Linked DNA regions of Homo sapiens: region 1 is linked to region 2. Evidence: chromatin contacts called from ENCODE Hi-C or POLR2A ChIA-PET data. All regions are on one chromosome and are shown on one strand. The core of a region is the stretch at or near the end of the contact, and the rest is flanking DNA. Distances in the headings are between cores, read along the strand shown. Region 1 overlaps CMSS1 (cms1 ribosomal small subunit homolog). Region 2 overlaps CMSS1 (cms1 ribosomal small subunit homolog).

Region 1 (7,347 bases), core at 4,246-6,745, 210 kb before region 2:
CTTGGTCTACTTAGGCAGCGGTCCCCAACCTTTTTGGCACCAGGGACCAGTTTTGTCAAAGACAGTTTTTCCATGGACATGGGAGAGGGTGGTGGTGGTGGATGGTTTTGGGATGAAACTGTCCCACTCGGATCATCAGGCATTAGATTCTCATAAGGAGCATGCAACCTAGATCCCTCACCTGCACAGTTCACAATAGGGTTCACACTCCTATGAGAACCTAATGCTGCTGCTGATCTAACAGGAGGCAGAGTTCAGGCAGTAATGCTGCCTCATCCCGCTGCTCACCTCCTGCTATGTGACCCGGTAATAGGCCTCAAACTGGTACTGGTCTTCGGCCCTGGGGTTGGGGACTCCTGTACGTGGGGACTCAAAGTCTGGGTGGGTTGACTGGGTTAGTACACTGTATATACTATTCCTGGGCTTGGTTTCCATAGTCAAAAATGTCAAGTAGACTATTAAGGATATTTTATAATTTTTTTGACTCTTCAGAAGAAAATACAAAGCAGCAGATTGAAAGATACCCTAGTTGTCTGAGAAATAGGTCATTTGGGGTTTTCATATTGTTGGATAATTAATTTTTCAGTCTATTTTGTGTACTTTTAACTCTTTAAATTTCAATTATGGATTTTTAGATTAAATTAGTATTCCTAAATATTTGACACATATTTCAAAATGTGTGTATTAAAACGTATACTAGGAACAGTCTTCCTCTTACCACATCGTTCATCTCCCCAACTGTAACCACTGATACTAGTTTCTCTTATGTACTTGTAGAGTTTCTTTATGAGTACATAAGCAAACATAAATAAAGATTCTTATGCTCTCCCCTTTTTACACAAAAGTAGCTTACAAACACTGTTCCTCAGCATCTTGTTTTTTGCAGCCAAACATTTCTTGGAGATCTTTCCATTGGATCAGTGTTCTTAAGCAGGAGCAGGAAAAGGGAATAAAAATAAACATGGTTGCTAAATACATCTTTACAACTTCATGCTAAAGAAATTAAACTTTGTAGGATCTATTTTTAATGGAATTAATATGTAGGAGGTATGGAAGACATATACTTTTGCTGTTTTGAAATTATTAAGATAGATTGTAACAGTAAGATTATTTGACTTATAACAACAGCTTGAGTGTTGTATATCTATCTTTATAATGTCTGTGTAGAGCACATGCATTTATTTTCTTAGTTGAAAAACTGAGGCCCAGGCAGATTAATACTATGCAAGGCCATCATTATGGTGGCCCTGGAACTGGTACTAGAGTGTGAGACTTGGCTTATAAAGAGAAGGAAACAAGCATATTGAAGGTCTACTCTGTGCCACTAGATCTCACTTAATACTTATAGCAACTGTATGAGCTAAGTATTATTATTCTCATTTTGCAGATGGAGGAGAAACCAAAAAACTAAAATTTACAGAGGTTAAATAATTTTCCAAACAGTACAGGTAACAGACCAGAATAAAAATTCACTGGCTGCGAAGTCTGTGTTCTTTCTACCTAACAACCAGGCTACATGCCGGAAACCCCAGACAAAAAATGTTGACCTCAGAAGAGTTTCCTCTTATCCCATACCATGTTTTTGGTGTTCATTTGTTCATTCCCATGCTTTCTGCTCCACCCACTTGGCTCCCTGACCCCTTCTACTGTTCTCCTCTTTGCTCACTCTGCTCCTCTGCCCACTCACCAGCTTCTTTGCTATTCCTCAAACAGAACACGGCATGGTGTGCTTTTGTGCTCGCTGTCTCCCCAGGAACCACTGGATTCCCCCTCACCTCATTAGTACCATCTGGCATACTATATTTTATGTATTTATTGATTACTGTCTCTCCTACTAGAATGTAAACTACATGCAGGTAATGGTGTGTGTGTATGTGCGCACACACGCATCTCATTCAATGATTAGTCAATCATTGGTCTATTTTGTTTAATACTATATTTCTGGTAGGGAACAGTACCTGGTACTTAATTGGTATTCAATAAATATTTGAACAAATACCTCTTCTATTTTTGAAATAGGTACCATATTTGAAAGCATGGGTATAACTAAGCAATAGACATATAGTAGGCCCTCCTCTCTATAGTCTAGGAATAACAGCTAGTTGAACAATTTTTATATGCCATGTACCGTGTTAGTCCTGCAAACAGTCATAGGAGGCAGGTATTACCGTCTTCTTATTTTACAAATAAGAACTGAGGCTCAAAAAAGTTAATTTGCCACAGGTCCTGGTGAGTAATTGGCAGAGCCAGAATGCCAGTGTAGTTTTTACTCCAAATCCTGTTTCTCACCCCATTACATACATCCACACTTCCTATCTCATATATTATATCTCATGAGCCATCCTCTCCAGTGAATTTGTGTGCTGTAATATTCTGCCTGTCAAAGATCCCAAATCACCACCACTAGCAATTCAGTGTTGTGTCACAGTATTTCCTATAGGTTCATGGCTACTTTGAGCCTTGATCTTGAGACATTAGCAAATATTCTCTTAGTCATTATAATAATATAGCAAGTTTCGTCATTTGGCATAAATTCATAATTATTTTTGGATGGTTTAAAAAATTGTGACTTTGCCAGTAATAACATCTCATGTTCCCCAGAGGTGGTGGGTTTGTCATAAATACCATTTCCATAGAACATTTCAAGGAACCTAAAGTTCTTGGAAAATATTTTTAACAGGCAGCCATTTCTCTGACAGACTTCAAGGGCATAATAATAAATATATATATATATATCCTTAGAAATATGTGTGTATGTATTTTATCTTATTAAGAATATTTATATGTTTTTTTATTGCTCACAATCCATTTATATTTCAATGATCCTTTTGTATTTTAGCAGATTAAAGAATCCAGGAATGGTTCTTTAGAAAATCATTCCAATGTAGCTGTTAAATTTTGTTTTTAACCTCCATTAGTCCCTTTTTTCTCTTCCCAGGTCACAGGTTATTTTCACTTAGATATTGCACGTGGGCATTTTGGAGGATTTAATATGATTCCTTCTCTTAACCTCTACTCTTCGTTGGGCTGCTTTTCTTTCCTTTATTCTCTCCTTTATTCTCTCCTTTGTAGAAAGCATGTATCCTTTTCCAGAACTTATTCTGAGCAAAAAGTTAAAACTTTTTTTAAGCCTGTGTTTTTTTTTTTAAAGGCTTTCCTTTTTTATGTGGCTTTCTTACCTTAATTGTTGTTCAGTTCACCACATTTAATAAAAAGCCAAAGCAGGGGCCAGTCACGTACCAGAATGGATAAGTTCACTGGTTTTCACCTCCTTGTAGTCTGGCTGCCTACACAGAGGCAGTGGCTAAAGTGGTATGCTTGGGAAACCAAACGTTTCCTAACTTGTTAGTGGGAAATTCAAACTTCAGAAATTTAGAAACCACAACAACAGATGCCTATGTTTTACTGTGACTACTGAAGTCACAGTTTGCCATAGAAACAGGATGGATAGCAGCCTGAAGAGTATAAAATGTGAAACATTTTGATCCTTAGAGGACTTTTTTGGGTCCTCGATTTTAGCTGTCATAAATCAGTAAACAAGGAGCAAGGAAAATAGGGAAATTTAATACATTTAAGAGTACTTAGAGGTTCAGGCAGTTAGAGGATGAGGGTTAATGTGTGGCTTGGCTTCCTGCTGAGTAAACAATTAAATCATGAGCCACAGTGAGCATCCTACTTCTACCTTTACCCACTCTTCCTAGTTCCTGAGGATGATTGGTTTATATCTTTTCCATGATTTTTGCAAAGTGAGAGTTTGGGCCATATGCCATCTCTAATTACAGACAGGTGGAAAAGTTTTATTCTGTAATCTGCTGGAACATGAATGACCATTTTTCTTGTGGTCTGTGTTTTGCTTGTCCTCTTGCATGCTTTGTACAAATTAAAATTATTTTGGTTATCTGAGCCTTGTTTAATTTTCCCTTGACTGTAAGTCCAGAGCATTTGGGTTATGTTTTCCTTTTCAGCAACTTCTGAATACTGAGAAGACAGAAAATGCATAAACAGTCTGATCATACTTCCTTTCCTGTAAGTTGGGTTCTTTTAAGATGAACATGTTCTAGAGGATATTAAGCTTGCATAGCAAGGAGTAATTCCATCAAAATATGACAGTGGTCAACAGCATATCTGCTAGAGGTGAGAGCAATGACTGTACCCCACTTCTCTTGGCCCTGGGTCTGCTGCTTATACTGTCCCTGAGCAGGAGTTTCACCCATTTAGTTTATCTATGTGAGAAATGTTCTGTTTGTGGCAGTTAAAGAAATGGCTATAGTATACCTCATGTATGTGCTATTTGAATACCATCCATTTTTGCCCTGACCATATCTTACCTTGTGATTTGAATTTTAAGAGAAGGCAAACTATCTCAGGTTTTAGTAGCTGAAAAAAAGGTTTTTGAAAAAAGCTCTGGCTTCACTATTCATCGCTTTTTAAAGTTTACTAATTCACAGCTAAAAACAAAGAAAGCAGAACCCCAGGTATTAAACAATTGAAAAGCCACATATCTGATGGACAGGAAATGTTGGACCAAAATCTGCTAGTGACTTAACTATCTGACCTTACCTCATCTGCTTGTCACCTTAGCTGCAACATGGGAAGAGCAGTGCAATTTTGTCTCTAAGGTCTACAAAGCCTTTGGCAATCTCAAATCTCAGTTCCACAAAATAAATACTCCCAACAATCTTTAGAGTCCTTTCCTCCCTTCTTTCCTATATAACACTGTATACAAATTCACATGTCAAGAGATTTTATGGCTCATCAAGTCTCAATGGTTCAAAAGAATGGAAAACCGTAATTGGAATTCCATGGGATTCAGATTTATTTGAGTCTGTTGTAGTTCACAAGTTGTAAGTATGCTGTAAAAGCAAATAAGTACTTAAAATGTTATACTAAATTCAAAGTACAATTAAACTGAAAAATTAACACCTAGGCAAAAAGTATTTAGACTGTTAATTTCAAAAGAGACTCTTTATTGTTTGTGGCTAGGATCTGATATAAGCCATTTAGCCCAGGTTGTAAAGATTTGTCTTACAGATTTGTTTTTTGTGGGTGCATGGTAAAACAGGGAGATTCCAAACTAGCTTTTAAGCCTTTTGCAGTCACCAGCTCTCTTCGGTCCTTTACCTGCTCAGGAAGTTGTTTCTTACTTCAGATGAGTAAGACATTTTTAGGAAAGTTCTTGTGGGTTTCTCACAGGAGGGACTGCCTTGTAGCAGGGAAATCAAGGTAAAGGGTAACCTCTCCTTACAGAGTGGCTAAGGTTAGGCACGCTAGAGACAGATCTTCAACAAGCTTAATCCTTTACTCCACTTCACAGCTGGGTGTCTGAGAACAGGAATTCTTCATGACTGCATCCTACAAAGGACCTCCTCTTTGGCCTGAGACAGCCCCCTATATGTCAGCCCAGCAGCACCAGATGATGAAGGAGCATCATCCCTATGGATAGACTAGCATAACCAGAAGAGTAACAGTAGCTGCTATAGGTTTGGCACTGTGCCAACTGCTTCATCACGTTTAAGCTTCAGGTTAAGAAGTGATGTTACTTTAAGCTGCCTTCCTTTCTGCATAAGTCCAGGTTGTTCTGAAGGCCAAATAATGGGTTTTTAAACTTACAGTTTGGGTGCTCTGATCTTGGCACAAGCCTTATTTGTCTTTTAACCTCAGGTTCTCCTTTCATAATAGACTTCTGAAGAATAAGTCTGCCATCTTTTTTGGAATGCTGCATTCAGTCATCTCCATTTACATTTCAGTTCCCATCTTTTCCATGAATGTTTCTTAACTTGTCTAACCCTGGCTGATTTTCCTTTTCTAAGTCCCCACAGCCCTTACAGCTTTATTACCTAAATATTCTACATTATTTTGTACTGCTTTCTAATTTGTTTTAGTATATTACTTTTGCCGTTAAGCCAACTGTAAGCTCCTTAAAGGAATAATACCTCTGTATCCCTCATATGGGTTGAACTCTGTGCATACTTGACCAAATGATAGAGAGGTAAAAAGAACCACTTCCTAGGGGAGTATAACCATCCCTTAGGCTGAGTGGTACCTAAAGTTCTCAGAATGACTTGTTATTAGAATGGAAGAAGGACAAGTAGAGTTTTGTTCCTCTTGTTCTTGTCACTTCTGGAAGGAGAACCATTTAGTGAAGAGAAGAATTCACTTGGAGACAAATTTAATTAAAGTCCAGATGGGGAAAATTGGCCAGAGAATCTTAACTTTGCCTGTGATTCTTTGCATCTGTGTTCAGCCTAATGAATTTTATTGAACTGTAAAAAGAATTTTATGGGGCAGAATTTGGGGGGAGATTAGTGGAGCCCCAAATCACTTGGCAAAGTTACTCTCACTTTTATTTGAAAGCCTCAAGAATAATATGCGACTTCAAACATAATGTATTTATTTTAATAATATGAGTGTTTGAAAAGTAGATAATTTTCCTTTTAGCAGCAGTGGATTCATTTTCACAAAATTCCACAGAGTAATTCACTTCTTCTGCCATTCCCAATTAACAGACTAACAAGTTAAGACTAAGGGACTTCCACAATATCTCACTGAATGGGTGTTTGTCTTCAGCAAGAAACCAGCAACTTTCTCATGTTCTCTCTAGGCTCCTGGACCAGGCAACTCCTTCCTTTTCTTCAAATTTAACAGGCAGACACTTAAGTCTTGCGAGCCCAAATGTGATGTTTTACATTCCACTTATGATCTCTGCTCAGAGATTTGTTTTTGTTTTGATTCACATAAAAAAGCATTTTAAAAAGAAAGAGAAAAACATATTTCACCTTTAAACTTTTGTTCCAGGACTGGTGGGCCATGAGACACAATAAATCTGGCAGATTTGCTTCTGTCAGGGCAGCCCATCTTAGAGGACTGACCTCAGCCTTGAGGCTGCTTTAGATACAGTGATTTGGAGCTCTCACAGGCCCAAGTGCTACAGCTGTGTTCATCTTTTCTCCATTTACATGTGGACTCTTTCCCTCAAATTACCCTCATTTTCTTTAGCTAATTTGTCTCTGTAGTGATATAATCAGTAGCTTTTATTTTTATATTGTCTCTTCTCTACTTGATCAGAGTTCCCATGAGGGTTATTGCTCATTATTCAATCTTTATTGAGTACTGAGAAATACTTGGGGTGGATGACATTGTTCCCTTTTTGTAATTTGTAGAAACCAAGGGAACAGGAGGCTCACCCAGTAAATGGATGGCAGAGCTAAGAAGAGTAGAACTCTGATTTATCCACCCATTATTCTTACTCTTTTAGTCTCACCGTTGAGACACTAACATTTATCCCTGTCAATTCAGTGTCACTATTCAGCAAGGTTGGCCATTGACTATATTCTGTTGAAGTTTTTA
Region 2 (7,544 bases), core at 1,250-3,749:
CCATAATTGCTCTTTCTTGGCCAAGACTGCTCCTCCCCAAATGATCCTTGTCTGGCTCTACCTCCTGACTTTTCACCTCTTATTGTCTTCTTCCTGCCCTGGTCCCTTTTCCTGTCAGCTCTCAAGGCTTACACTTATTGGGCACCCAACTTCATTATTTCCCAGGTGTGAACCAGTGACCCATCAACCAGGTGTCTTCAGGGGGACTTTGCCATATCAGCTAATTACATTTTTACAATTTGGTGTCTTGATCGGCAGACTGAAACTGAAATATAGGGAACTCTCTCATCTGCAGCAGTTCAGAGGACCAGTTGTCTCCGTGGCAAAGTAATTAGCACGTTAGGATAAAACTGTCATCTTTGATGGACTTAAAACTGTCATTCTTCCAGAAGAGAAAGATGGACTCATCACCCACTTGAGCGTTACATGGACCATATTTTAAGACCAAACACTAGGCAATATGCTGTGAACTAAAGGTCTACTGATCTTGGCCACTGCAAATCTCATGTGCCAAAGTCTTTCAGCTCTATCTCCCCAAGCCCAAACCCAAGGATTATTCAGTCAGAAATAGAATGTGTGTAAAATTGATAGGAGATAATTTTCTCATTGGCCTCCTGCCCTAGTTCATTCTGTGCATTTCCAAATCTGGGCTCAAACTTGAACATGGCTCTGAGAGCTCTCCTTGATTCAGGCTTGGAGCTCAAGTAACAGAGTTGTCTCTGGCTGACTTCCTGGATTCCCCCCTTTCTAGATGGCCCTTAATGGTGCCTGATTTTCTCTTATGACTGATTTCATCAACTGAGGCATTTGCAGTGGTGCAATATCTTGCATTACTTTGTAAAGTTGTGACACCTTCTCTGGCATCCAGTTCCAGCATTTTAACTGTCAACCGACCATCGCACCCCACCTCCAATCCCCAGCTGGTACAGTCTTCTTTGCAACAATTAGGAAATCTTTATTGCCTTCCAGAAATATGGGATTGCTTGAACACAGCTGAAATACAGATTATCTACTGGACAGAGGTGATGAGGACTTATCACCTGACCTCACTTGATAATGTATAGTTATTTAATTGGGACAGCTTGCTAAAGAACAGAGGTTCTCAAATTCTAGGGACTCATGAGTCACTTCAATACAAGAAATAATCCTCTCCTTCCCCCATAAACTACCTACCCACTTCCTCTAACTTGTCACTGAAAACCTCGCCAGAAGAGTGAACACTGAGGCTGCTTTTGTCACAGGGTAGGGAGAATAATGATGATAGCATATGTTTGAAGAGCACTTTTTAAAGTTTTTTTTTACATCCACTTCCTTAATATATATCTTGATTAATATCAGAGGCAAAGCATAATTAGTTTATGTGTATGTTCATAATAAAATGGAAACCATCATGTTTCTTTCATCTGCCCACCACTTTTTAAGAATGCTGTTATATTATAGAACAGGGGAGAACTAGTACCAGGAGTCACAAATTATAGCCTGTGGGCCAAATCTGGTTTGCCACCTGTTTTTATAAATAAAGTTTTATTGGAACTCCACCATACTCATTTATTTATATATTATCTGACTATTTTCATCCTACAACAGAAAAGTTGAGTTCTTGTGATAGAGATTGCATAGCCTACAGAGGCTGAAATATTTACTATCAAGTCCTTCACAAAAAAAGTTTGCTGGCCCAGGACAGCAAAATGAAGCAAGCTGTCCTGTCATGAAAGTATACATTTAAATACAAATAGAGTAAATGTTGTCTGCAGCTTCCTCGAAAAGACTGGGGTAGAGGAGATTGCAGGGAATTGTAGGCTTAGGTCAAGAAAACAGAAATCTTGAGGTTTTCTTGAATCCAAAAAGAAATAAGGAACTTGGGTCCAGGATGCAAGAGAGGGAATTCTATGAGTAAATATCTTCATTTAGCACATTTTGTTAGAGCTCCTCAAAGAAGGCCAGGAAGTTTTTCATGCCAGTAATAAACCTTGAGGAAGCCTAGGAAATAACCCACTGGTCTGTCTTCTAACATGACAGCCGGTGTTCACTCTACATTCAAATGCAGAGTAGGGTGTGTGCCGGGCAAGATCTCCTGTTTGATTCCTCTGTGGGTCTTGTCTCCAGGAGGGCTTTATTAAGAATCTTTCCACTCACTCTTTTTAAGCTTATGTCCCTTTCCTTTTAAAACACCAGAATTCAACATTCATTACCTTTCTTCCCTTTGATTGCCCACTGAAGTTTTCACAGAGGAAGTAATGGTTTTCCTGTTTCCTTTCGGTGTGGCCATTTTGCACGCCATGGTTCTCCTTCCCTTTTTTCAGTCTTGCATTCAAGTAAAAGCAAGTCGTCTTCTACTGTTAACTGCGGGAAAAGGTTTGTGGGGGCCTTTTTTTTCCCTTCCCTCCTCCACAACTGGAAAATATGAGGCAGATCTTGTTTATGTATGCTGTAACCTCAAAAAGAGCTGATACGCTGTTGTCATTAAAGAAGAATCCCAAGCTGTTTATCCTGCAGTGGAGTCCGAGAGCTCTAAATCTGACAGCCCCCCTGGGCCTCCAGGCACAGACTGTGGAGAGCTCTTCGCTGCTTTCCCAGGCCAGCTCCAAAATGCAAGGCAAAGGTTTCCGTTGCTGAATCCCTACACTCTGGGAACAGACAAGATGTCAATGTTGTGGCTTTATTAAAAATCAGAGGCTTTCTTCCCTTGTATTAACTTGTTCTTTGAAATCTGTTTTCCAGAGGCCTTTTCTACTCTAAAATGTAACTTGAATACCCATCTTTCTGCTACATTTTTCTCTGTGGATCTCTTATCATGTTCCAGAAATCATTTTGCAAATTTATTCTATAGCCAGTATGTTTGGCAAAATTATAATAAAATAAGCTTTCTTATTTATCTAAAAACTAGTAAAAACTATGCTTGAGAAATACATCTTTCTGTTGAAGTTTGGTTCCCAATGTTTCTTTTAATCTTATTTTCTATGCATGTGCAACATTTGATTTTTTTTTTTTTTTTTTTTTTTTTTTTTTTTTTTTGAGACGAAGTCTCACTCTGTTGTCCAGGCTAGAGTACAATGGCACGATCTTGGCTCACTGCAACCTCTGCCTACTGGGTTCAAGCGATTCTCTTACCTCAGCTTCCAGAGTAGCTTGGATTACAGGTGCGCACCACCACTCCTGGCTAATTTTTGTCTTTTTAATAGAGACAGGGTTTCGCCGTGTTGGCCAGGCTGGTCTCGAACTCCTGACCTCAAGTGATCCACCAGCCTTATCCTCCCAAAGTGCTGGGATTACAGGCATGAGCCAACATGCCCGGCCTGATTTTCTTTTATAATAATGATTTTTTATAAACCTTTGTTTGTATAAAGCTATTTTAATTGCTTATATTTTTTTAGGATATATTTTATTGGTCTATGTTAGTTCCCTTTGTTTTGGTTTATCCTGGGGTCAAACCCAGATTCTCCCTACAAGGATTACATTAGATAGAGATCGTCAAAACCAGAAATGATCAACCTGAAACACTTCCTGGTCAGCTTTTGCTAAAAGAAGATATATCAATGCAATATGATTACCTTTCAAATAATGGACTTCTAATGACACAAGAGAACAATCTAGAGCATGCTAGTTGCTGCCACAGAAATGGATACAGAGACAACCCACAGTCTGGTTCTCATCCTCGTGTCCTTTACCCTACAGGAGAGAAGGGCTTATGATAACGAGCAGAGATTCCACTTTTATTTTAGGAAGCTTAGAGGTTAGGAAGACCATAATTTGTTCTTTAAACATCTCTTGCATTTTTATAAGTTCTCTTACCTTCAAAGCTTTATTCGAAGCTTCGGGTTTTTGCTTTTTACTTCATATCCCAATCTTTGTCTTCTCTTTTCTTTTTCTTTTTTTTTTTTTAACTGTCTCCTATACCCACTGATGGCAGACTCTGTTTTCTTTTATCTTCTTTTCCTTATTACACAAGAATTAAATGAAGCAACATCTATAATATAAATTCTCGGAAAAATTACACAACATGGTAATAACTAATTATAAAGGCAATTTATAGATTTGGGGAGAATTTCATCCCACAGTGATAGTAACATCGTTGGACCTGAAACCAGGACCTATTGATGACTGACCTGGGGCAATTTATCTCTGAGCTTGACTTTTCTTATCTATAAACTTATCTTAAACTCTACAAGCTTCTTGAGCTAATCCTTCTGGGGTATTAGGATTCGATTCAGGAGAGCTGAGTTGGAGCCTAGAAATCTTCATTTCTGATAAGCTCTCCAGGCAATAGGCCCTCAGACCTCACTTTGAAGACACAAAACTATGTAATTTCTAAGATCATTTCCTGCCTAAAATTCTGTGATTCTGAGTCTTCTTTCAACTACATGGCTTTGGGCAGGGCTGATGCTTCCTGGAAACTCACTGTTTCATCTGCCATATGTATAATTAAGAAATATATTTGTTAGTTATCTTGCCCGGAAAACCCTTAAAAATGTAAACAATAATTTTGATCAGAGTTAAGTACCTCTTTTTGTCACTGCTCAGTGGAGGCTTGTCTGTTTCATTCCTTTAATCTCTCATCATATGCTTATCTCTGTAAATATATTTTTCCCTCTCTAAAGGCCTCTCAGATGCTTTTCATCTTTCTGAAAGAATGTTTAAAGCCAAAGTCCAGGTGCTTACACTTTTGGACTTAATAACTGAGCTGTTTTTACTCACCACCCGCCCAACACCCTTCTTTTTCTTTTATCATTGTCAGCATGTGCTGAGCCCCTCTGATGGACAGCTTCACATCTACTTTATGCTTTGCTATTTCTGTTATATTGCAAAATCCTATCTAATCTGTGGGTTACAGTATCTATCTGGTTGCTTTTGACATGCTTTCGAGGTTTCATCCCCACTGAATGTCAGTCTTCTGAGTTATTTTTTCCTGGATACTTGTACTTAATTGTATTTTGCCAGACTGAACTCACTGTGTACTTTACTGTTCATTTTTCTGATCTCCAGGGATCCATGAATATTGTTTGACTTCACCTCTGTTTCTTCTACCATCTCCACCTTTAGTGCCATGTGAGGAACTTATTAATGTAACGTCTTCTCAGATTTCCAGGTCATTAATAAAGTTGTTTAATAAGATCTTTTGTGCAGCCTGGGAATTAGTCAGACTTACTCAGTATTTACAGCTCTGCTATCATTTCTTGCCCACTATTATGTCCTGTGTAGTTAAGGATGCAATAGAGACAAAAATTACTTTTCAAATTACAGTTCCTGCAAGAGATGTCTCTTCCCAGAAGACCCTTTACTGTTCCACATAAGAAATCAAAACTCTCATTTAATTAGAGAGGGCTTTCGGAACAAGGCTGGCCAGGGTACGCTTACATAAGCTTGTTTGCAGATTCCGGTTAGGTCTCCCAAGGTCACAGACAGCTGTGTTTTGCATTTAGCGTCCTTTGAAAGAAGAGTGGATGCTTGGATAGCTTGTACTTGACATGCAAAGAACTTAGGAACTGCATACTTTCACATGTTGCTCGTAGGTTCCAAGCAAATGGGAACACACCATCATGCAGAAACTCTCTATCTGCCGTTATCCTGTGAGCTCCCAATCAGTGATGCATGGTGTTCTTAAGAAGTAGACTCAGGCAACAGCCAAAGTCATTTCTTTCTCTTACAATCTGAGAAGCAAGTATGTTTGTACTTCACTGAGAGTGTTTCAGGACAGCAACCAGTTTAAAAATAAGAGTAGTTAAACAAAAAAGGTGGTTAGCTATTAAGCCATGGCTGGATTTTATAGCACAAAAAGTTAATGCAAGGCAGTGTGTATTTAAGATAAGGAGGATTTAAGGAAATGGAGAGGGGAGAAGAGTAACATTCCAGGTAGAGGAATTGCAAGATAGCCTTCATCCCCACAAGAATTAACATAGTAAAACAGTACAGAATGAGATAAATTCAGTAAAAATAATAAGGAATTGGCTTTGCCCAGTGGCTCACACCTATAATCACAGTGAGGTGGGACAATGAATTGAGCCTAGTAGTTCAAGACCAGCCTGGGCAACATGGCAAGACCCTGTCTCTACAAGAAATAAAAAAATTAGCCAAGCATGGCTGTGCATGTCTGTGGTCCCGCTACTGGGAGGCTGAGACAGGAGGATCACTTGAGCCCAGGAGGTAGAGGCTATAGTAAGCTGTGTTCGCATCACTACACTCCAACCTGGGTGACAGAATAAGACCCTGTCTCAAAAAAAATAAGAATAATAAGGAATTATTAAAATAGAAATTTAGGACACCCAGTTTCACTTACTCAGACTCTAAAATGGAATGTCAGTCGTTTAACAGCCAGCTAAAACATTATTAATTGTACTAACAATATTGAGTTATCCTATTTATAAGTTAGAATTGGGCTTGCTTTAAAAAAAAAAAAGATAATATATGCTGGTTTGATAAAAATTTCATGTCAGTATTTTAGTATACAAACATCATATTGGTGCTAATATATTTGCTCCCATTCCTCAGAACAACTAAAGAAAAGTAAATTAACTTTTCAAAGTGTTGAAGTATATAGGAGGGAAAGTAACAGTAGTTATTGAAATAAAACACCCTCTAGAAATGCACCCTTGCATTTTAGCCAATAATTGATAAATCCAGAGAAAACGTAGAACTTTGCCTAATTTTTTTTTCTGTTACAGTTCTTACATGTAGAACGATGACATAACACATATGTAATATAAAACATAATGGTTGTCTTAATTCTCTATTGCTACATAGCAAACCACTCCAAAATGTAGTCGTTTAAAACAGCAATAATTTATTTTTTATTGACTAGGTCAAGGGTGTCCAATCTTTGGCTTCCCTGGGCCACATTGCAAGAATTGTCTTGGGCCACACGTAAAATACACCAACACTAGCGATAGCTGATGAGGTAAAGAAAAAAAAAATTGGCCTGGCATGGTGGCTCGCTGGCCTGTAATCCCAGCACTTTGGGAGGCCGAGGCAGGCAGATCACTTGAAGTCAGGAGTTCAAGACCAGCCTAGCCAACACGGCGAAACCCCATCTCTACTAAAAATACAAAAATTAGCCGAGCATCATGGCGGGTGCCTGTAATCCAAGCTACTCGGGAGGCTAAGGCCGGAAAATCCCTTGAACCTGGGAGGTGGAGGCTGCAGTGAGCCAAGATCACACCACTGCACTCCAGCCTGAGCGACAGAGTGGGACTCCATATCAAAAAAAACGGAAAAAAAGATTGCAAAAAATCTCATAATATTTTAAGAAAGTTCACTAATTTGTGTTGGGCCACATTCAAAGCTGTCCTGGGCCACATGTGGCCCACGTTGGACAAGCTTGGACTAGGTTCAACTAGATGGCTCTCTTTTCCAAATGAGGTGGGCAAGACCTCTGCAATAGCATTCAGCTGAGGCTGAAATGTACAAAATGACCCCTCATAATCCAGGCCTCTCTCCCCAGTCCTCTCAGCGTTAGCAGTCTTTTACAGTCTTTACAGCATGGTGACTGGCTTACGAGAATGCAAAGGTGAGAGTCGCCAGGCCATTTTGAGGCTTGTTTACACCCCAAA

The links. A loop is a pair of places that touch in the nucleus more often than their neighbours do. ChIA-PET counts read pairs that join two places held with the same protein, here RNA polymerase II (POLR2A). Pooled maps may share reads with other maps.
Region 1: a loop to region 2 is called in a map of ovary, with 2.6 times the contacts of the local background. The contact joins two enhancer-like sites. A Hi-C loop is called at or near these places in 6 of 168 maps with a recorded cell type or tissue (B cell, HepG2, IMR-90 and 3 more), 8 of 37 single-sample maps with no recorded cell type and 11 of 50 pooled maps. POLR2A ChIA-PET finds 5 or more read pairs at or near these places in 7 of 52 experiments (AG04450, Caco-2, HepG2 and 3 more).

The regions. Positions count from the first base shown.
Region 1 is chr3:99,863,036-99,870,382 of GRCh38, forward strand. All of the region lies in intron 1 of CMSS1 (cms1 ribosomal small subunit homolog), which reads left to right. All of the region lies in intron 4 of FILIP1L (filamin A interacting protein 1 like), which reads right to left. The region is part of intron 1 of LOC105374010 (a long non-coding RNA gene); the gene reads left to right. Among named protein-coding and RNA genes, the nearest start is that of HP09053, 43 kb to the left of the region's middle. RefSeq lists a silencer at 5,110-5,404. Within about 2 kb of position 5,496, at least 7 of the 41 ENCODE cell types and tissues checked have a DNase peak (open chromatin) inside an H3K27ac peak, as active enhancers do; they include ovary, where a contact is called at or near this core.
Region 2 is chr3:100,071,697-100,079,240 of GRCh38, forward strand. The region is part of intron 1 of CMSS1 (cms1 ribosomal small subunit homolog); the gene reads left to right. All of the region lies in intron 1 of FILIP1L (filamin A interacting protein 1 like), which reads right to left. Among named protein-coding and RNA genes, the nearest start is that of FILIP1L, 39 kb to the right of the region's middle. RefSeq lists a silencer at 1,161-1,240 and enhancers at 1,782-2,316, 2,317-2,851. Within about 2 kb of position 2,500, at least 10 of the 41 ENCODE cell types and tissues checked have a DNase peak (open chromatin) inside an H3K27ac peak, as active enhancers do; they include ovary, where a contact is called at or near this core.